Regions from separate parts of the Homo sapiens genome. Here region 2 is linked to region 1. The links are chromatin contacts, found by Hi-C or POLR2A ChIA-PET in ENCODE. All regions are on one chromosome and are shown on one strand. Each heading gives the region's core, a stretch centred on a gene start or an enhancer-like site at or near the end of the contact. The rest is flanking DNA. Distances are from core to core; before and after follow the strand shown. Region 1 overlaps ARHGEF19 (Rho guanine nucleotide exchange factor 19). Region 2 holds the start of EFHD2 (EF-hand domain family member D2).

What was found. Hi-C counts contacts between places; a loop is a spot of excess contacts on that map. ChIA-PET counts read pairs that join two places held with the same protein, here RNA polymerase II (POLR2A). Pooled maps may share reads with other maps.
Region 2: a pooled map shows a loop between it and region 1 (12-fold over the local background). The contact joins the promoter of EFHD2 here to the enhancer-like site in region 1. A Hi-C loop is called at or near these places in 1 of 168 maps with a recorded cell type or tissue (CD8-positive, alpha-beta T cell) and 6 of 50 pooled maps. POLR2A ChIA-PET finds 5 or more read pairs at or near these places in 1 of 52 experiments (activated T-cell).

What each region holds. Positions count from the first base shown.
Region 1 is chr1:16,205,317-16,208,016 of GRCh38, forward strand. ARHGEF19 (Rho guanine nucleotide exchange factor 19) reads right to left here. Exons shown (of 16, transcript NM_153213.5): 3 at 2,628-2,700; 4 at 2,359-2,461; 5 at 2,206-2,282; 6 at 1,632-1,894; 7 at 864-1,024; 8 at 615-767; 9 at 222-351; 10 at 35-109. Among named protein-coding and RNA genes, the nearest start is that of ARHGEF19, 6.0 kb to the right of the region's middle. RefSeq lists silencers at 1,210-1,279, 1,480-1,929 and an enhancer at 1,976-2,700. Within about 2 kb of position 1,340, at least 39 of the 41 ENCODE cell types and tissues checked have a DNase peak (open chromatin) inside an H3K27ac peak, as active enhancers do; they include CD8-positive, alpha-beta T cell, where a contact is called at or near this core.
Region 2 is chr1:15,408,473-15,411,172 of GRCh38, forward strand. EFHD2 (EF-hand domain family member D2) reads left to right here and starts at 1,416. Exons shown (of 4, transcript NM_024329.6): 1 at 1,416-1,807. The coding sequence starts at 1,500. All of the region lies in intron 1 of EFHD2-AS1 (EFHD2 antisense RNA 1), which reads right to left. RefSeq lists a silencer at 1,064-1,663 and an enhancer at 1,176-2,038.

The DNA of each region.
Region 1 (2,700 bases), core at 90-2,589:
AGGAGCCAAGCAGCCCCTGCCCTGCCCAGCTCACCTCCTTGAGCGCATTGAAGGCCTTGGTGGCCATGTCTTCGTCTTCAGAGCCCTGTGCTGTCCGCTTCAGGATGTTCTGGAAGGTGGGATCAGCACAATGAGGCAGTCCTCATACTCCCGAGACCCGGCCCGCCCACAGGTGTATCTCCCTCGCCCAGCCCTCACTGTGGCCTGTCCCCTCGAGGTACCTCCACCAACATCTTGAGGCGGGTGATCCTCTGGAAGGGCAGGATAAGGAAGGAGGTAAGGGGCAGACGCTGGCACACAGGAGACTCCTCCAGGCGAGCCAGGATGCCAGGGAACCTGGGGTTCTCCAGGCTGGAAAATGGGGAGGACTCTGGAATCACAGGTAGGCCTGAATTCCTGGGATCCACAACCCTGGCCATCCACGGGGTCCTCAGGGGGCTTCTCAGCACATCCTTACTGCCCTTTGGGGTTGCATCTCACCTTATCCTGGTCACAGAGACCTTTTCAGGGACCCCTCCCCTCCCAGAGTCACCTTACGTCACCCAGCCCTCAGTGCCTACACCTGCCTGAGACTCCCTCCACGCCCCCGCCCCTTTCAGAGCCCCCAGCCCTACAGCAGGCGCTGGTAGGTGCGCTCCTGGTAGGCCTGGTTGGTGACATAGGGCAGGTAGACTCTGCGGAAGGCCGGGCAGTGGTCCAGCACCACGTCGCACACGCTGAAGCGCAGCACATCTGCCTCCAGCCGCTGCTCCAGGTCCTGCAGGAACCTGAGGAGTCAGAGCCAGGATGGAGACCCCAGATCTGGGAGCTGGCCAACCACTGGCTCCGTCCCCACCCCGGGCCAGGCCAGACCACTTCTTCACCTCTCGCTGGTGCTCTTGACCTCGGGCAGTTTGGAAAACAGCCACTGCTTGTCCTGCGCCCCCAGACACTCGCTCAGCTCGGCAGAGCCTAAGAAGTGGCCCACAGCCACCGACAGGCTGTGGATGTAGGAGGCCTCGGAGGTGATCAGCTCAAACTTGGCCTGAGGGAGGGCACACACGGGGTCGAAAGGGCAGGACCAGTTCACCTCGGAGGCCCTGGCCTCACATCCCCAGACCCCAGGACGCCACACCTCGCGTCCTCGCCCCTTCTCTAGCCCCACTCCTAATCTGGCGCCGGGCGGGCCCGGCGACCCACGTCCCGCCGCGGGAAATTGTGCAAGCCTTTCCTGTCCTCGATCCCGCCCCTCTCCTAAGCCCCGCCCCGACGCGTTCTTCCCAGAGCCCCGCCCACCCCCCAGGTCCCGCCCCTGATCCTGGCCCCGCCTTGTTCCGCGCCCACCAGGCGTTTGCTCTTCCAATGGTTCCGCTCCTCATCCGGCCCTGTCCTATCCTAGGTTTCGTCCCGCTGGCTCCGCCCCCTACCCGCACCCAAGCCCGGCTCCCCTCGCCTCTCGCTCAGCGGCTTGCTGTCCTCGCTTCCAGACGGCCTCGTGTAGTCAGGTCCTAGAGCCAACCTTCCGCGCGGACAGTCGCGCCAGCAACCCCCTTTGTGTGTCCCCCTCCCTCTATGGCCCGGTTCCCGCTAAGTCCCCGGACCGCGTACTCCCCGGCCCGCCCCCGCCCCGCCGGGTCCCCGCGCGCGCCCACCTCCTGCAGCTTGCAGTCCCGCAGGCTCAGCGTGGCCAGGACGCCGCTGCCGCGTACGTCGGGGATATCCTGCCACAGCGAGAAGGTGGAGCCTCGCGCCGAGCGCTGCGCCCGGAAGGAGCTGCTGGGGGAGAGGTTGGCCCGCGGCGGCCCCGGCCCCTCCTCTGCGCCCTCGGCCTCGTCCCCCGGGCCCTCCTCCTCGCGCTGCTGCCGCCGCAGTTCGCGGGCGCTGGCCACGTCGCTGTATTCCTGATAGAGGACGGCTGGGGGAAAGACGGGCGGGGGAGAGCGTGGGGCGCCCGCCAGCCCCTGCCCGGCTTTTCCTCGGTTCCCTCAAGAGCCCGCGTCACTTAACCTTTGCCGCGGTTCGGATATCTGGACACAGTGAATTCATTCATTCATTCATTCATTCCATAAACAAATTGAGCACCTACTGAGTGCTAGATACCGACAGTTCCATTCTCCGTTTCTCACTCGATCCCTACCTCTCAACTCTCCAAACCCTCTTTTCCCCGTTTCCACACCGCAGCCCCTTCCTCCGTTACCTCCTCCCAGGGACCCCCCTCCCACGTACAGTTAAGGAGGAATCGAGACTGGCGCCGCTCGTTGGTGCTCCTGGACCCCAAAGGCGGCTCTTCCTGTGTGTCTAGCCTAGGAAAGAGAGAGCGTCACGGCCCTAGTTCGCCTGCACCCTGTCTCGGACCCAAGCCCAAACGGGAGGTGGTACCTGGGCTCGGACCAATCGCCCTCTCGTGAGTCACCAGGGGCTGGCCGCGACACCCGGTCCCCGCTCATCTCTACACTTCGAGCCTCCATTCCAGATGCTTTCCCTGGAGAGGGCGAGAACTGAGGGTGGGGGGTCCAGAGAGTGGGCCTGGGGCCTGGGCCCCGGCCCAGGCACCCTGACGGCCTCAGGCGGCCGGTGAGTGGGCATCGCCCACCCCCACCCCCACCCGGCATCTGGCTGCCCTCAGGGCCCATGGGAGGAGCTGGTACCTTCCCGGGCTGCTCCGGTGCCTGACCCAGAGATGAGTGCCCGGGCTGCTGAATTCCGCCCCAGGCGCAGAGA
Region 2 (2,700 bases), core at 166-2,665, 800 kb before region 1:
TTAAAACAAAAAAACCATTTTAGCTGAGCATCTTTATTGGACTCAAAAACAATTTCATAAACAAGTAAATGAGAACTTCACATTTTCTGAACCTTGAAGGTTTTTTCCTCAATTTCATTCTTTTAAAAATACCTTTTAAATTAATTCAGCAAGGTTCTTAAACACAGCAAATTGACAAATATCAACTGAGTGTCTGTTCTGTGCAAATCACTCTGTAACAGCTTGCTGGCTTTACATTCTCGAGGGCTCCCTGCCTCCAGAGCACCCTGGTTTTCGGCCCTGCACGCATCTTTTCTCTGCACCTTGGCTGGTTGGAGCAGTTTCAGTAGACAGGTCCTGATTGACCCAACATTTCAGAGAACATGCACAGAGCATAGTCCTCCTTCTAAATCAGGGATTCTCAAATTTCAGTGAGCAGAACTCCCCTGGGTGCTTGTTTACACGTAGATTCCTGGGTCCCACCCCAGAGATCAGTTTCGTCTGTCCAAATTGGAGCCTGAAAATCTGTATTATTAACCTAGGCCCCAGTGGTTCTGATGCTGGAGGTCCAGAGTTGTGCAGTTGTAAGGTGACAGCCCAGACCACAGAGATACTTATCTGAACTCTTTCCCCAGTCCTGTCCAGGAGCCGTTGGGGAGGACATCTCTCCTCTGGGGACCCCATCAAAATGGCGACATCATGATCTCCCTGTCAGTTTCCCTAAAGTACAGTCACAGGCGACAACACTGGCCCAGCAGCTATTGTGCCAAGTCATCCGTGTGATGGTGCGGGGCCTCGGGAGAGAGGACCACCAGCCCCTTCCCCTGTCCCTCACCCGCTGTCTCCAGGGGCCCTTTCAGGGGTGAAACCCAGTCCCATCTCCCTCGCAGCTGCTAGTCTGTCCTCTTCCAAGAGGCCATCGGCGCCCGCCACGGTTCACCCTAAACAGGGGTTTCTGCTCCCCAGGTCCGCCTCGGAACCCCTGCAACCCTCATTGAGAACGCCAGTGTTTAACAGCGAGTCGTTTCCATAGCAACCGACAGGGTGTCACAGACACAGGATTATGACTTCACGGCGTGGGGATTCCGGAGAAGGGGGTGGGGCGGCGCCCCCCCTCGCTTCCCCGCCCCCCGGCAAGCCCCGCTCCTCACCCAAGCCGCGGGGGAGGAGCCCTCTTCTTTCCCGCCCGGCCCCGGCCCCCAGCAGGACCCCTCCCGCTCAGCTGCTACAGTGGGCACGAAGAGGGGCATGGCTTTCGGCCGCGCTCCCCAGCCTCGCGGGGGGCAGACGACGGCGGGCGGGGCGCGCAGAGTACACTCGACCCCCGGCGGCCGGGAGCGATCACGCGCACGCCGCGCGGGCCCGGGGGCGGGGGCGGGGCGCGCGGTCCCCGCCAGGGCCCAAGTCCCACCTTCGGGGGCGGTGCCTGGCCCGGGGAGTGTCAGGAAGAGGAAGAGCGCGGCCGGCGGCGCTGCGCTGAGAGCAGGGGCCCGGCCAAGGCGAGTGCCGCGCGGGCCACCATGGCCACGGACGAGCTGGCCACCAAGCTGAGCCGGCGGCTGCAGATGGAGGGCGAGGGCGGCGGCGAGACCCCGGAGCAGCCCGGGCTGAACGGGGCAGCGGCGGCGGCGGCGGGGGCACCCGACGAGGCGGCCGAGGCGCTGGGCAGCGCGGACTGCGAGCTGAGCGCCAAGCTGCTGCGGCGCGCAGACCTCAACCAGGGCATCGGCGAGCCCCAGTCGCCCAGCCGCCGCGTCTTCAACCCCTACACCGAGTTCAAGGAGTTCTCCAGGAAGCAGATCAAGGACATGGAGAAGATGTTCAAGCAGTAAGTGCCCGCGCGACCCGGCCCCCCGCCCGCCCCGCGACCCGGTCTCGGGCCCCGAACCCCCCGATCCCCGGATCCCGCTCCGCCCCGGGAGCCTGCCGTCAGCCAAGCTTCCCCGAACCCAGACGCACCGGGGTTGGGGACCCGGCGGCCCCTTCCAGATCGAGACCCGGCATCTCACCGCGCACGTTAGTCTGGGGGACCCCCGGCCCCTGGCACGCGGCGGAGACTCGTATTTGTGCTGCCTCCGGTACACCATAGACGCGTCCACAGAGTGGGGGACCCCAGGCTTCCTTCCAGATAATCGCCAGGCCCCGCGAGCCCCACCCCCACCACCACACGTGTGGGTCCCGGGCCCTCCGCGCTGTTAGTGGGGCTTCTCCACCACCCCACACCGCACACACCGAGGCTGAGGACCCAGCGGCCTTCCTTCCCCGATCCCAGCTACTCGCGTTCCCCACCCCCACCCCAACACACGCTGGCCAAAGATACCCACCCCAGTGCCCCTCGACACCACATGCCAACCACATTCCCTCCCTTAAGGTCTTTTCGTTTCCTCTGCGATCTCAGGTCTCCCTCAAGGTGGGTTCTGGGCAGGGATCCCCCCAACTTCCTCTCCAGTTACTTAGCGTCTACCAGCAAACTGGGGGCAAAGACTTGCCCTTTCCATCCCCACCCACTCATTAGCCAGGACCCAAATCCTTCACTCACAAGTGGTCTCCTTAGGAAGGGACCCCTCGGCCCCTGTTGCCCCTCTGGTGTAAACCTCACTCCAGTCGTCCCTGTGGGCCGAGTCCCCTCCGGGTTTGGAAGGCCTCCCTCCCGCTCCTGCCCGCCCCACCCCCGTGCACCCAGCAGCTTGCAGTCACCGCTCCCCTGCTTCTGTCGCAAGG